Regions from separate parts of the Homo sapiens genome. Here region 2 is linked to region 1. A link is a loop called in an ENCODE intact Hi-C map of the cell type or tissue named here. Cell type or tissue: IMR-90. All regions are shown on one strand.

Region 1 (8,000 bases):
GCCTTGCTCATGTTTATAGTTTTATCTTTTTTCATAGTGCCTGGCAAGATACTCAGTGCTTGCTAGATAAAGGAAGAAATGTTGTCCAATTAAACATATTTGCAAACTTCCTTAAAACACAAAGGTCACTAGTGTAGGATTCACCCTGTGTAAAGGGCAAGTTGAGTCCCATGTCTTAGATTCCTGCTTTCTCTCAGTTGCTGTTTGCACTTTCCCCTGCATAGCAGAGCCATAGAATAATGAATACGTAGCAAGCTGAGTAACTCTTTTTCTTGAGATGACTCGTACATGAACATTTGTCACACTAAATAAGGGAGATATTGAATATAAACACAATTTTTATGAAGACATTGAAATTTCTGATAATATAAGGTCCTTTTATCCTTAATTGTGGTGTTGCAGATGACCTCTGGCTTTCCTGAAGGGACACTGTGGGTAACAATATCAACTGTGTATCTCAGAGTATGCAATGCTTCCAGCTCAACTCAATGTCTTTAGTGTTGTTTTTAAAGCGAGTGTGTATATATAATAATAGCTTGCTTGCTTTTGGTTGCACAAAAAACTATTTTTGATATTGATAAAGGTCCCTCTTCTACTTTTCTTTTTTAAACACTGAATGCTGAGAACACTGTAAATGGCACAAGTCTTGAAGAACTTGTGTGAAACTTTGTTTAATGATAAAACTGAATGGCCCAACCTGATGTCAGGTACTTAGCCAATTAAAATTATTTCTCCAAAAGTATATGTCTATGTTTTGGGCTCATTTTACAATATTAATATGATTCTGGCACTGTGTCCTTCGCCAAGATGAAGTACCAGCTAAGCCTAATGGTCTAAACTGTCAACTCCCCGGCTCTTTATTAATCCTGGGGAAGTGGCTCACACCTCAGTCATTACTGCTCAATTAGGTAAATAATCATCACATTTATTCTCATTAGAGCACTCTCTTCACAGAAAGCTTTGGTCCTAAGATTTTCAATTAGTCTTAACAAGTTACAAATGCCGCTAGTGTCTCCCTTTCTCCATTAGTTCCCCCAACCAAATAAAAAGCTTGTGTCTAATTAAGGAAACCCAAGTCCTCGTAAAACTTACTCTCTTTGCCTCTGTTGTATTCAGAAACCAAGAAGCTCATTAAATGAGGCAACTGGCCTACCTGAGTTGTTGGTTATTGCTGGGCCACAAAAAACTCCTGTGCTCATAAGCACAAGCATCAGGTTCAGCAATAACAGGTGTTTTCTTAAAACAAGACATTGAGCCTCCACTATTTCTCCTCCTCACTCCACTTAAGGGGAAATTTCTTGAGGCATGGTAGCATGTAATTATCATTGCACAAGATCATTGCACAACATGGGGCTCAAACTGACTCTGAATATAAGACATAGACAACTTGTTTTCTCTTTTAAAGGATGCTATTTTCCTAATAAAAAGAATTCACAGAAATGATCTGGGATGTTTAGAAATCCAAGAGAAGGAGAGGAGAGTTCCATTTTCACTTATCCAAGAGGCAGGCTCTTCAAATGTCTTTTTCCCTTTGCCCAAGGAGAGCTAAGGGGTAGCAGGCTGAGATGGAAGTGGTAAATTGTAACAAAAAAATATTTGTTTCTCATCTCATTCTGCTGCAATCAGGTACACGCTTGTACATAGGGAAATGAGGCAGACATAGAGATATGCTGCTCAGATCCCCCTTCAAGAAAGACCTTGCTGTCCAGCTGTGAGGTATATGGTTTGCTGACATCCTCCAGCTGTTAGATTCCTCAGGGTTTGCCTCAGCTTTTTAGCTGGGATCATGCTATTCTTGGTACAACCTCTACCAATGACTAAGTTATAGTAGAAGAGTCTAATCATTTATACCCAACATGGAAATCCTAAAGGATTCCTGAGCTGCCAGAGACTGTCAGGTTAATGTCAGGCTCTGATGGGTCCTCCAGCCCAATCTTACTTCTTCCCTTTGCTTTCACAGGAGTGACTTCTCCCCAGATTTTTGTATACCTGACTCTGTTTCAGCATCCGCTTCCCAAAGAATGCAGTGTGAAGCAGGAGGTAAGGGAGGAAGGGGCCCAAGATCATTTCATTTTCTAGGGGTGGTCTTTGTGGTTGCCTCTGTTGCATAATGTAAGATCTTAGCAAAAATCCCATTTATTCAAAACTAAAGCCAGTGAGAAAGCTACTAGGATGCTAGAAATTACTACGTGATGATGACTGCTATGCTGAGTCTGTCTGTCAAGTAGCCTACATGCCTATGTTTAGGCATCACACTGGCTCCTCTTAGAGGTCTAAGAATCACTGATTCTTTGTAGAGATGTTATTGAGGACATTTTAGTGCTGTTTCATCAAAGTACTGAATATAAAGCTCCGTAGTATCAGTTTTCTTGATCAAGAAACATCTTGCTGTGCATTTCCCTCAAGATTACAACAAATTATATTTAGTCAGTTTTGCCCTTAGTTTTAGCCACTAACTAGGAAGCACAAAATAAAATATGATGGGTTGCAGTAACTTTGCAGTAACTCTAAGCTTAAATTTGACTTTTTTCCTCTGCAGTTATGATTTGATATTTTCCATGCCCTTTCTATTTCATTTCTTATTTTTCATTGTGTTGGGTATGTTCTTACATGCATGGGCAGTACACAGCATGGCTACTGGAGCCCGACTGTGGGATTTTGAATGTTGGCTCTGCTACATGACAGCTGTGCTATCTTGGGCTTGCTACTGACCACACGGAATCCAGGGCTCTTTGTAAAATTGTAATAAGAATGCCTGATTTATAGGGCTACTGTGAAGGTTAAATGAGATAGTTTATGTAAAATGTTTAGTAAAATGCTTGCCCTATAAAACCTGGGTAGCTGTTGTTGGTGCTGATGCAATGAATAGGGCCAATAACTAGACAGAGAGCTGCAAGAACTGGGGATGAGATGGTGTGTCTTAACATAAGTCCTAGACTCCTTGCCAACTTGCTAGAATAATGTTTTCTGCAAAAATTGACACATAAGAAGTAGAGGCTTTCTTTAAACTAGATCTAAAATGAAGACTGGCTATTTTATTTGCTATAATGCATGCCAGCTAATCCAATATATTTGATTAACACACTTGATCAGTCTAATATATTAGATTCTCACTATGGAAACAGTGGTGATTAAATTAACTGATGGCGGATAAGGTGAAAAGAACTAAGCCAATCCTTGAGAGACTAGAACACAAGATAGATTAGTTCAGGGATTGGGCCACTATTTATTAACAGGATTGCTACTTATGGGGCAATTCTGTGTTAGGATAGATGGTCCTGTGCAGGAAATTTGGCATGCCTGGGCTGTGCTTACTAAATGCCAGAAGTAACCCCTGCTGCCCCAGTCTTTGTGATAACTCCAAATATCCCACCATTTCCAAATGCCCCAGGACTGCTTCCTGTGAAGAACTATTGAGGTGTGGAAGGACATCTAGTGGTAGATTGGGAATATGACCCAGCATTTCTAGGTCAGTTTCAGTTTATACCCGCCATGATTATGCCTGTGGCCCTTTCTCTTAAATATGCCATGGTTTTACTTGGCTCATTGGAGATGGCTGATTCCTGGCCTGGGGCTGGGAAAAGGACAAGATAAGCCTGGAACATCATGTTGTGCTGGCAAGTGAGGACATGCCCAAAAATGCTGAGAAACATGTCAACAGAAACACGCACCAAATTGTAGGGCTCTTGCTGACCCCAGTCAGCAATCTAGGCATAAAAAGAAATAACTATGGCAACAAATTATAACCCACAGAATAAAAGAAGAACCTATGATGTAAATTTAAAAATGGGAGAGAAGGGAAATTTCTTCCTTAAAGTAGAGAGACTGCTAATAAGTATAGAAGAAATAATGAAATTAGAAAATCATCATTTGGAAACCTTTATAGCATTGATTCAGACAGGAATCTACACTGTATGGTAAGTGCTGTGAGTGAAAGTTTAAGGAGTATCAGGATGGCTATGTACTCTTAAAATACTTGTCAGTTGCAAAAGGAAAAATAGTATCTTTACAGTGGAGAAATCTGACAATAACATCACTAGTAATGGGACAAATTGATATACTGTGTCTGCTGATACTATATACTAAGAGGAACATAGCATCATTCCTGGTGTATAACTCTCAAAAGCACATAACCTTAATCTATTCAGAAGGAAACATCACACAAACCCAAAGTGAGAGAAACTCCACAAAATATCTAACCTATGCTATTTAAAAATGTTGATGTCATAAGATACAAAGAAAGACCAAGGAACTGTTCTAAGTTAAAGAACACTAAACGTACATGGCAACTGAATACAATACATGATTCGGGGTTTTTTGTGCTAAAAAGGATGTTCTTGGGATAATTGGTGACATTTAAAGCAGGTTTGCTGATTACCTGGGACATTTTTAGATGGATGGATAGGTAGATAGGTAGGTATTATAGATAGACTGATAGAGGAAATGATAAAGCAAATATGAAAAATATTAACATTTCAGGAATATGTGTACAGGGTACATGGGGGTATTTGTACTACTCTTGAAGATTTTCTGTAAACCTGAAATTATGTCAAAACAAGAAGCTAAAAATGAAAAATGTCCTGGTTGGGAAGACACATATGGTTGCTCAACCCATAGGGGAAGAGCTGGCAGAATATGATGGCTGTGACCTCTGCACGGTACTGAAGATATGGGCAACATGTTGAGCAAGGGCTGCTGTTATATTGAGAAGTGAGCTTTAGAATTGTTCAGCAAGTTTCTTCTTGTTCAGACCAGTATAGGCTTTCCTGGTAAGCTACTGTGCAATGTATTTGTTAATTATTAGCTCAGAGAGAGATTCAGCAAGTGGGCTTACATCTGTTCCCATGAAACACCATGAACTTCACACTCTCTGGGGAGGTCTAGGACTCAGAAATATAGATGTTAGTAAGAGCAAACAGACATAACAGATAACACATACAAAGTGCCTACCACATGCTAACCACTGCTGCAGGCACTTTCTATAGAAGAACTAATTTAATCATCACCATAACCCTATGGGGTAGATGATATTTTTACAACCTCCATTTTACAGATGAAGAAACTGAAGCATAGACCTGGTGAGTAACTCACCCAAGTATTAGTATGGAGGGGAGCTGGGATTGAAACACCAGTTATGGTCATTCCAGAGGATGAATGCTCTCTTCACCACTCTCCTCTTCTGCTTCCTGAGGGGCTCTGAGCAATGAAACTCTTCTTTCCAGATTGTGCTTATAAAGCAAACGAGGTGTCCAGGATTAGACCTCTAGAAGAGTCTGAGCTGTTGTACCCCATACTGGGGCAAAGTAAGTTGTTTGTGCTGAGTGGGGAGTGGAGCCAAAGCTCAGAGGAGGCATCGGAAGGTAGGAGCAGATATGCGGAGCAGACTAGCAGAACAGTCGCATGGCCAGAAGAAAGCTGGAGGGTTGGGCCGAGGTTGGGTCACTAGATAGCAGAGTGAGAGGAAGCAATGCCCAGCCTAGTGGGTGGCTGATCAAGGCAGAAACTGGGGGGTCAGTGTAAGAACAGGCTGGGCTTCAGAGCCAGAACTCATACACAAAATATTCTGGATTTATTCCTTGGGAAGGCTGTGTTCCAGTGTGTCTGATAAGGCCTTGGCCTCATCTTTCTGGTGGCACTCACCTTTCCCAAAAAGTAGCTAAGCCTAATCTTTGTCACTAAGGAAGTGGGGAACAAACACTGGCCGACACCTGCATCCCAGGCTGTGTGCTAGGTATTTAACATGTATTATCTTACTTAATGCAATGTTTTGAATAAGTGTACCTGAGCCAAACTGCCTACTGTGCACATATATATTAGGTTGGTGCGAAAGTAATTGCTGTTTTTGCTACTAAAAGTAATGGCAATTACTTTTGCACCAACCTAACAGAAGGAGTGACTATTCAAAGTGTGCACTCAACTTTCAGTTCAGTGAAATTTGGATTGTTTATTGGAGCTTGATGCAATTGTAATTAAATAGAATAATATAATTAGATAATTTTCACTGTAAGTGCAATACAAATATAGGTACTCAAAACACCACAGGTAGTAGAAAAAGCAGGCATGCTCTCATCGAACCAACATGGCAATTTTTGCGTACAACAGGAAGCATCAAACTCAATGAACTATGGAGGCCAGCTCAGGCACAATTATAGACATAATTTCTTAATCATCGTAACTATCTGAAGAAGGCAATCATATAATTTCAGCCTTTTGTGGTTATTGTAGGATTTAATTCAGTAAAGCATATAAAGCATGTGGCTCAGTGCCAGCCACAAGGGAGGCCCTGAATGCATGGCACCTGCTCTGCTCATTTTCTCAAGAGAGAAATGAAGCTTAGTGAATGTAAGTAATATGTCGAAAGCCACAGAAATAACAAATGGCAGAGAGAGGATTTGAATTCAGGTCGCTAGACTTTGTCCTCCATTTTTGTGCAGCTTTCAAACTAAGAATAACTTTTACATATTTTACTGGTTAGAAAATATTTTTTAAAAAAGAAATATATGCCCAGGCACATGAAAATTATATGAAATTCAAATATCTGTGCCATAAAAGAAGTTTTAGTTACACAGCCATGCCTGTTTGCTCATGGCTGCTTTCATGTTACAATGCCAGAGTTGGGTAGTTGACACAGAGATCATAGGACCTGCAAAGCCTAAAATATTTAATATCTGGGCCTTTACAGAGAAATTTGGTTGACCCCTGTCCTAGACCTTAGACCCCTGCTCTTTCCATTATTCTCAAGTGCCGGTGGATCCAGATCGGTTGTGACATTGCTTAATCTCCTGGCATTCTTGGGGAATTATTAAACTGCCATGTAGGTTGCATAAATGCTCCCTGCTGGCTTGAATAGGAGAGTTTTGAAGGTGCCAGATGGGAACAGATTCCTTTCTTTCATCTTAACAAAAATCCAATCTCACTCTCTTTCATGTTCAAGAGCATTTGATTAATTAGGACAGGAAGTAGGGGGGCGGTGGGGAGAACAATCCGAGCTGTTGAGCTGGACTGAGCTGGCAGTTTCAGGTGCTCTCATTTCAGCTTCTCCTCCCCATGTCTAGCAGGCTCCCTGAACTCCCAGCTGAGTGTAATCAGAGGCTGTGTAATTGGAGGGTGAATGCACAGGCTTTATATTCAGAGACCTGTATTTGTACTGTGATTCCCTACTTGCTAGTTGTATGGTTTTGCACAAGTTATTTAACCTCCTTCGGTCTCAGTTTCTGCAGGTCTAACATGGGCATAATGAGAATACCTATGGCTTTGAGTAATTTGGAGGATTAAAAGCAAACATATATGAAAAGATTTTTTTCCCTAAAGAGGTGGCTCAATGAGCATTCAGTAAATACTAGCTATTACTATTATTTTTTTTTTCTGCCTGCTTGTCAGTAGGGAAGGAGCTAAGTTTCTGATCCTAGTTTAAAAGCCCTTAAAGGTGTTTTTAGGACATTTAAAAAAAGTAATACCTGCACATAATACAAAATTCAGGTAGCACAAATAATAAAAATAAGCAGCTCACAAAATGATGTATCCTGGACTGTTCAAGGCAGCAGTATTCATAGTAGCCCTAAACTGGAAATGACCCAAATGCCCACCACTAGTGGAATGAAAAAAGCAACTGTAGTATGTTCACACAGTAGAACACCATTCAATAAGGATAGTAAACTGTCTGCAACTATACGCAGCAATGTTGATGAATCTCCTGAATCTAATGCTGAGCAAAAGAAGTCAGAAACAAAAGCACACATACTGTAAGGTTCTATTTATGTAAAGAATTAAATCATTCTACGTATTTGCTACTTTGTATCCTTGACCTAAATCTCTGCATTCCTCCCTCCCACCCTGACTGACTCTGGTAACCACTGTTTCATGTATTTGTAATGAACAATCCCCAAACAACAAATGTTGGTGAGGATGAGGAGGAATTGAAACCTTTGTACACTGCTGGTGGGAATATAAAACTGTAGTTGCTTAGAATGCTAACCACAGTGTTACCATATGACCCAGCA
Region 2 (8,000 bases), 780 kb before region 1:
ATGAACACTGCATAGGATGGTAGGAATCAGGAATCAGAAAGTGTAAACTCTGTGTTAAGAAATATTTCTTTAGTAGAAAATCAAATTCTCAAAATAAAACTCCTCCCCCTAAAATTTTAATGTTCGAGATACAAAAAATGCTTGCTTATTAAATGCTGTTACATCCCTGTAATAGATGTTGTAATTATAATATAACTGTGTGACTTCCTGCCACATGTCAGCACAGCTCTGGCATTGCATAGGCTTTTGCTGATGTGGTTCTGGATAGACAGGCCAGACTTGGAGTCGTGTCCTACCACTTACCAGTTATGTGACCTCAAATTAGTTACCTGATCTCTCCAAGCCTCAGTTTCTTCCTCTGGAAAATGGAGATGACCATCGGAGCTAACTCATAACAGTATTTCAGGGATTGAATGAGAAAATGAACTTCAAGGCAAATAGTAAACACTGAATTATTATTTCTACTATCTGTTATTATCATTATATTTTACTATAATCATGATCGGTCTGAGATTTCCTCCAGGAAATACGTCCTGAGGTCCAAACAATTTATTCACAAACTCTCTTTGAGAATACAATTGATTGGTTGGCTTTTCATTCCCCGATATATCATTGACGTTCTTTTTTCTTTTTCTTTTTTTGACGGGGTCTTGCTCTGTAGCCCAGGCTGGAGTGCAGTGGTGCAACTTTGGCTCACTGCAGCCTCCACCTTCTGGGCTCAAGCGATTCTCCCGCCTCAGCCCCCCAAGTAGTAGAGGGGACTACAGACATGCGCCGCCATGCCTGGCTAATTTTTGTATTTTTTTTTTGTAGACCTGGGGTTTCACTATGTTGCCCAGGCTACTCTTGAACTCCTGGGCTCAAGTGATTCTCCTGCTGTGGCCTCCCAAAGTGCTGGGATTACAGGCGTGAGTCACTGTGCCAGCTGATGTTCTTTATATTCCCCAAATTGTATTGAATTCTCTTAAACTCTTAAAACCAAGGACATGAAAAACAATGAACACACCAGATCTTGCACACAGAATACTTAAAAATGTCTGCTGAAAGAGAGAAAGCTAGGATGCAAACACTAACAATATAAAAATTGTCATTTGTTCACTAAATGTATATTGAGTGAAAGAATGGATGTTGTCCTGTCTTGGATTCTTCCCTCAGAGGGAAGCCTGGGCGACAGAGCAAGACTCCGTCTTGGATAAAAAACAAAGAAACAAAAAACAAAAAAACCAAAAAGCTAGATATCATCTTGGTATCTCCTCCCTTGTGGTTCATTTAAGCAGCCTCCCTGTTCTTACTTTCCAGTGAGGCGTTTACGGCCATAATCATTGGGAAAAGAGGCCCATGGGGATTTCTGCGTCACTAATGTGGATCCACAGACCAAGAAAGTGGAAAGCCATGCCACGAAGGGTGGCAGCAGAAGCAGCTGCCATGCTGTTTCTGGCTGAATAAACCAGACTTAAAAGCTGGAACTTGATAGAGCCCCTGTAGTTGAGTGTTATTGAATATTCAATTATTTATTAGATTTACCATCGCCACGCACAGGACCAGTGCCATCCTGAAGATGTCAGAGCCACCCACACTTCACAAAGTGAGGGGAAAAGTGGTGCCGTGGGTTAGAGTTTCTGTGGGACTCTAGTCTGGTACTGGACCCCCTGAAAAGAAGGTTCTGGCATCACGGTTGTTTGAGGAAAAGGCACCTGCCCCAACCCCCTCACAGGGCTCTGAATACACATTAGCTTTGAAAGACGAGAATCCCCACCATCAGGGCCTCTGTGGATGTCTGTTCACTGTGATTACCTCCTCACCTTTATCTGCTGATAGAAGCCCACGTTTGACGCACATTTATTAACATCCCAAGACAGTGCTGTTCCCAGAATACCTTTGGCAAATGATGTTTTTGGCCATTCAGTCTATTCATCTGTGTAGAAAGAACCTTGCTTTCATATTATCGGGCCTGGTTTCAACAAACAGACATATACTGAATCTCTACCGTGTCAGCCACTGAGTGATGTGCAGAGTGTAGGGGATGGGACAGAGGGTGTGAGGGGCTCTGTCTGGTGGGAGCTCCCTGGAGGGAGGTGTTGTAAGTACAGTGTACTGGTGAGGCAGGTGCTATAATGGACAGGCAGGGTATATAGAGTAGTAGCTAGGAGTACAGGCTTTGCCATCAGAAACCCCTGGGTTCAAATCCCAGCCCCGCTTCTTCACAGCTGTGAGCTGTGACTCATCCCCTTTGTCTTCCTTTGTGAAATGTGGGTGATCTCCCTTTTACAGTTGCTCTGAGATGAGGGAGAGGACATGGTTAAAGCACTTCCACAAGGTTCAACTCAGAGCAGGTACCCCATAAACATGGCTATTATTCTTGTGGAATGCCACAGCAACTGTGGGGTAGAAGATGAACAAAACCCAACCTGGAATGTTCAACCCTGGCAGGGCTTATGTTGGCCAAGTAAGAACATGAACATGTGCCATGAAGGTGCCCAAAGAACCTCCAACAGGGTGATCTGGCCCTTTAAGGAGGTCGGGGAGGGCTTCCCCAAGGAGATGTGACCAGGCGGACAGAGGAGGGAAGAGCATTTCAGGCTGAGGGCTCAGAGTGTACTAGACTCTTTGGAGGTGAAACCGAGGGTCCGAGCGGAGGTGGGTGGGCTGGAGAGCAGAAGAAAAGAGGCCGTGGAGTGAGGGAGGGGCTGGGAGGCAAGACCAGACCAGGAAGGGCCGCGGGGGTGGCTTTGGTTTCTGTCAGAGCAATGAAAGCCATGCGAAGGTTTCAGCAGAAAGCTTTGTTTGAATTTTACTACAGGGTGCTGTGGGAGGAAGGAGAGGTTGGGGGGGCCACCATGCTGTGCAGGGGCGAGCCAGGGAAGATGTCTTGGAGGCGCTGGCCTTGAAGATTGAGGGCAAATCTAGGGAAAGAGCATTCCAGTCTCTCTAGCCTCAACAGAGAACCACAGCACAGCAAAAGCTTGTTCCTCTGCCTGGATTCAAGCTGTCTGTTCCCACGGAGGGAGTATGTGCTGACTGGTTGGAATCGCAGTTCACCTTCCTATGGAAAGGATGGCTGTCAAGCAGTGACTTCTAAGGCAAGTTCTGAGAGCCTAGGCTTGGGTGGATGGTTGCCTGATGGTTCTCATTGTAGGAGAGGGCCGCATGGCATAGAGCAGGGAGCTTCCACCTTCCGGAACAACAGCTCGGCAACGTGTTGGCCCATTGGCAATTGGTCATTAGTAATTGCTAAAGGACCAACGGTTTGTGGACAATTCACTTGTCTTATAAATTAGCACATAGGCAAAGATTGCTGTATGATAATTGCACCCATGCACATGTGTTTCCCCTTCATCGTTCCAGAATAAGGGGTAAAGAGGGTGAAATGAGAAGTTCAGGGATGTGCATGATTTGCAGATTTTTAGACTTGCGGAGGCCTCAGGGAGCAATCTTACTGCTGAAACCTTATTTAGTTGTGTCAACTGCAGTTAGGGCTTGTGATTTCTGATACTGCTGGAAGTTTTATTTTCTTTTCAATTGTAACCTAGGGATACATTTTTCATAAGATGAAAGGAGGGCACAGCTGGTGGCCGAGGGAGGGAGCAGACCATCTGCCTGCAACTGTGGCTCTGGTCTGGGAAGGTCCTGTCCCTTGTGTTGCAGCCCACACACAGTTGAGAACCAAGGTGCTCCGTAGGGGCCCCAGGACTGGTGATTAGGAGGCTGAGCTCCTGGCCCATTTCTGCCCTATCCTTAAACAAACCACTTGTGCTCTCCAGGGCTCATGGACTCCGCAGAGGTTGTGTGAGGCCGCACTATAGACGCGCGAGTCGGTAAAAGGGCCATTGCCGCGCTGCCAGCACTAGGTGGCGCCAGTGCCCAGATGATCCGCACTGGCGGCGCGTGGTACCGCCCAGCGCTAAGGGCTGAGTCCGGATCAGTAAAACGAGCAGTCCTTAGCGTGAAGTTCGATAGGTGTCTGTCGCGGTGGTCTCTGCCTTCGGTCTGTCCCCTCCCCAGACCCCCCGCGTGCTCCCACTTCCCCTACACCCCGCACCTCTCATATGTTCCAGGCAGGGATGCGGCTCACCCGGCAATGCTCTGCCCCGGGGGGTGCTCGAGTCCTATCCCCCAACTCCGCCCCCCCGCCCCCCGCCCCGCCCTGCCGCGGGCCCAGAGTCAGCCTGGGCGGTCCTGAAAGCAGGTCCCCAGTCCGCACTTCTTTCTCCTTCGGGGTTTGGGTGTGTCTGTGGGCTTTGTTTTCCAGGTGTGTCTCAGTCCTCCAGTTCAGAAGGCGGTGGCTGGGAGGAAATGACCTTGGCCTTCTGGGGGTTCACTTGGCCTAGGGCCCTTAACATATCCTGCAGGTCCCCGGCTGTCATGTGCCCCTTATCGGAGTGACATGGGCAGGTTAGCCAGCCTCCTTGGGCCTTGTTTGGGGCCAGACTACATCTACTTTGCGGTGAGGATTTACTGAGGCAGCCTGTAAAAGGCCCCTTCCCAGTGCCTAGTTCAGAGCAGAGATCAATGAGTATCATTCATTCACTCACTCATTCACTCATGCCAGGATATGAGCAGTTCCCACCCTTACTCCGGGGTGTGCAGGGAAGGTGCCACCCACTAGACTTTCCTTTGGTGGCCTGGGAGAGTCTGACATCTCACGGGAGAGAGCGGCTCTGCTTCCTTCTCCACAGTTTGGGAAGGTGCTGCCGAGGCCTTAGCTGCCACGACGTCGTGTTTGGCTTGGCAATAGGGAGGATTTCTTGTCCTGGACTTGGCTTCTCTTCTGATTTCAGTCATGGGTTTGGGCCGTGCAGCCACTGGGAGCAGCGCCCTGTTGTCTAGAAGGTTGTTCTGTGTCCCATCTCCCACTGGCACACAGGCAGTCACTGCGGCAGGTCAAAGGGCCAGGGCCAGAGTCCCCAGGTTGCTGTGGCCTAACTATGAGAGTGTGCTCAATGCGAGGGATGGCTGACCTTTTAGACTGATTGGTTTCAGAACTGCAAATAATAGGAGTGATTCATGACCCTCTAGTGGACTCTGCTATCTGTAACTAGAACGTGGATTTGGGTAGGAGGAGCCCTTGGTTGGTGAAATAGAATCAAGCTCCTGTGTGTCTTGGGGTGGAGGTTGGAGGGGAGCCCCTGGCTGGTGCTGTCAGTCCTTGGTGGGCCTCAGAACTTGGCCCACCCAGTGGTGTCTCCAAACAGAAATGGAAACCCAGCTTCTTGCCTGGACTCTTTACCCTTACATTGGAGAGGCCCCCTGGGGGCCCAGCAGGGGAGATGGGTACAACCAGACCCACCACTCAAGACCATGGTGTCCCCATATGCTGTGAGGATTAGAAGAGATGGTACTTGGGATGGCTTCCGACCAGGTGCATGGTGTATAGGAGCTAATCAAGCAGCTCCCGGCTCCCTTCCCCTTCTCCCTTCAGCGCTGCTCTAGTGAGACGGATGGAGGCCACAGAATCCTTTCTTCCCCTGGAGAGGGCCTGGGGACATCTGCACCTGATGGTCAAAAGTATGTTCTCACAGGTTTCCTAGAGGGAGCCTTGGTCTGGGAGGTACTGGGCCTTCACCTCACTCCTGGTGTGTTTGTTTCCTGGCAAAGTGACTGCAGGGAGGTCACAGGGCCCTTGCGGGCCTTGGTTTGGGCTGACTGCTGCCTTATGGGTCCCAAATTCCTTGCCAGCTGCAAGAATGCATGATGAAAGGAAAGGCTGCCCCATGCTGCGTGATGGCATGACTGGGGGTGGCGCCGCACAGCCCAATCTCCCTGTGGGGTAAAGAAAATCACTCTCACCCCTGCTGAGCTTCAGTCCTTGCAGGCAGAGTAAGGAGACAGCCCATCACGAAGGACACCTGCATCTCAGCTTGCCAGCTCGGAACACACAGGTGAGAATCAGTGCAGGACACCTGTTGTCAACTCTGGGTGTGCATTAGAATTATCCAGAAAGGTTTTCTAAAAATTTTTGACTGGCCATGGTGGCTGACACCTGTATTCCCAGCACTTTGGGAGGCCGAGGGAGGTGGATCACCTGAGGTCAGGAGTTCGAGACCAGCCTGCCCAACATTGCAAAACCCCATCTCTACTAAACACACAAAAAAATTAGCCAGTCGTGGTGGCGTGCGCCTGTAATCCCAGCTACTCAGGAGGCTGAGGCAGGAGAATCGCTTGAACCTGGGAGGCGGAGCTTGCAGTGAGCCGAGATGGTGCCACTGCACTCCAGCCTGGGTGACAAGAGTGAAACTCCATCTCAAAACAAACAAACAAAAAACAAGCAAAACAAAACTTTCTATGCCCGGGCACCTGAGATCTGTTAAATCATGATCACTGGAGTGGGGCCATAATTTTTAACCTACCCTGGAGGGTTTTAATGAATAGCCAATGGTGAGACCCACCTTGGAGCCCCATCTCTGCTTGCAAATACCATGTATTTAATGCCACAGGTCCCCTTGCTTTCCACATCCCCTGGGAAGGGCTCTTCACCCTTTCTCACCACTCAGAGTTGCCTCACCTAGTGTATCTATTATACTCAATGGATCTGATCTGTTGGAGCACACTCACACCTTTTTGTAGTGTAGCACTTTAGGCCTTTTAGAAAGTAGTTATTTTTCATTAAAAATAAAAATTGTGTATATTTATGGTATACCACTTGATATTTCAAAATATGTATACATTGTCCACTATAGGATGCTATACAGCTACAAACAAGAACAAAATCATGTCCTTTGCAGCAACATGGATGCAGCTAGAGGCTATTATCCTAAGTGAACTAATGCAGAAACAGAAAACCAAATACCGCATGTTCTCACTCATAAGCTAAACATTGGGCACACATGGTGTATTAGTCTGTTCTCACACTGCTACAAAGAATTACCTGAGACTGGGTAATTTATGAAGAAAAGTTTTTTTTTTTTTTTTTTTTTTCTGGGACGGAGTTTCACTCTTCTTGCCTACGCTGGAGTGCAATGCAAGATCTCGGCTCACTGCAACCTCCGCCTCCTGGGTTCAAGAGATTTTCCTGCCTCAGCTTCCCGAGTAGCTGAGATTACAGGTGCCCATCACCATGCTTAGCTAATTTTTTTTTTGTATTTTTAGTAGAGACGGGGTTTCACCATGTTGGCCAGGCCAGTCTTGAATTCCTGACCTCAGGTGATCTGCCTGCCTCGTCCTCCCAAAGTGCTGAGATTACAGGCGTGAGCCACTGCACCCGGCCAGTAAAGAAGTTTAATTGACTCACAGTTCCACAGGCTTAACAGGGAGCATGACTGGGAGGCCTCAGTGACTGTAAGAGTCATGGCAGAGGATGAAAGTAAAGCAAGCGCATCTTCACGTGGTGGCAGGAGAAAGACAGAACAAAGGGGGAAGTGCCTCACACTTTCAAAAAACCAGATCTTGTGAAATCTCATTCACTATCATGAGATCAGCAAGGGGAAGTCTGCCACCACTATTCAGTCACCTCCCATCAGGCCCCTCTCCTGACACGTGGGATTACAATTTGAGATGAGATTTGGGTGGGGACACAGAGCCAAACCATATCACAAGGACATAAAGATGAGAACAACAAACACTGGAGTACAAAACAGGGGAGATGGGGGGCAGGCAAGGGTTGGAAAACAACCCATTGATACTATGCTCACTACCTGGGTGATGGGATCAATTATACTCCAAATCTCAGCATCACACAATATACCTTTGTAACAAACCTGCATGTGTACCTCCTGAAGCTAGACTGTAACCTAAAAAATAAAATATGTATACATTGTGAAATGGCTTAATAAAGCTAATTAACATAGGCATTGCCTCACATACTCCTTTTTTAGTGGTGAGAATACTTACAATCTACTCTCTCAGCAATTTTTAAGTATACAATGCATTGTTATTAACCGCAGTCACCATGCTGTGTTTGGCCTTGCTCCTGGCAGTGTGCTGCTGCTGGACTGGGAATAACCTGGGAGCTGGCTATTCTGCGCCCTTTCCCCCATTCAGAATCAGTGTTTTAAAAGATCACC

What was found. Peaks named below come from ENCODE experiments on the same cell type or tissue, not always from the same donor. Only the 100,000 strongest peaks of a DNase experiment are listed, where the experiment ranks them.
Region 2: it touches region 1 in a loop (4-fold over the local background); 2 of 110 quality-filtered maps call a loop at or near these places.

What each region holds. Positions count from the first base shown.
Region 1 is chr7:34,755,152-34,763,151 of GRCh38, reverse strand. The region is part of intron 2 of NPSR1 (neuropeptide S receptor 1); the gene reads right to left. NPSR1-AS1 (NPSR1 antisense RNA 1) reads left to right here and starts at 4,880. Exons shown (of 4, transcript NR_033665.1): 1 at 4,880-5,078. In IMR-90, a CTCF peak has its summit at 3,430; no DNase peak of the experiment used is centred here.
Region 2 is chr7:35,533,454-35,541,453 of GRCh38, reverse strand. No RefSeq gene overlaps it. Among named protein-coding and RNA genes, the nearest start is that of HERPUD2, 160 kb to the left of the region's middle. RefSeq lists a silencer at 3,842-3,911. In IMR-90, a CTCF peak has its summit at 3,852 (motif pointing right); no DNase peak of the experiment used is centred here; H3K4me3 peaks cover 183 bases; H3K27me3 peaks cover 1,453 bases.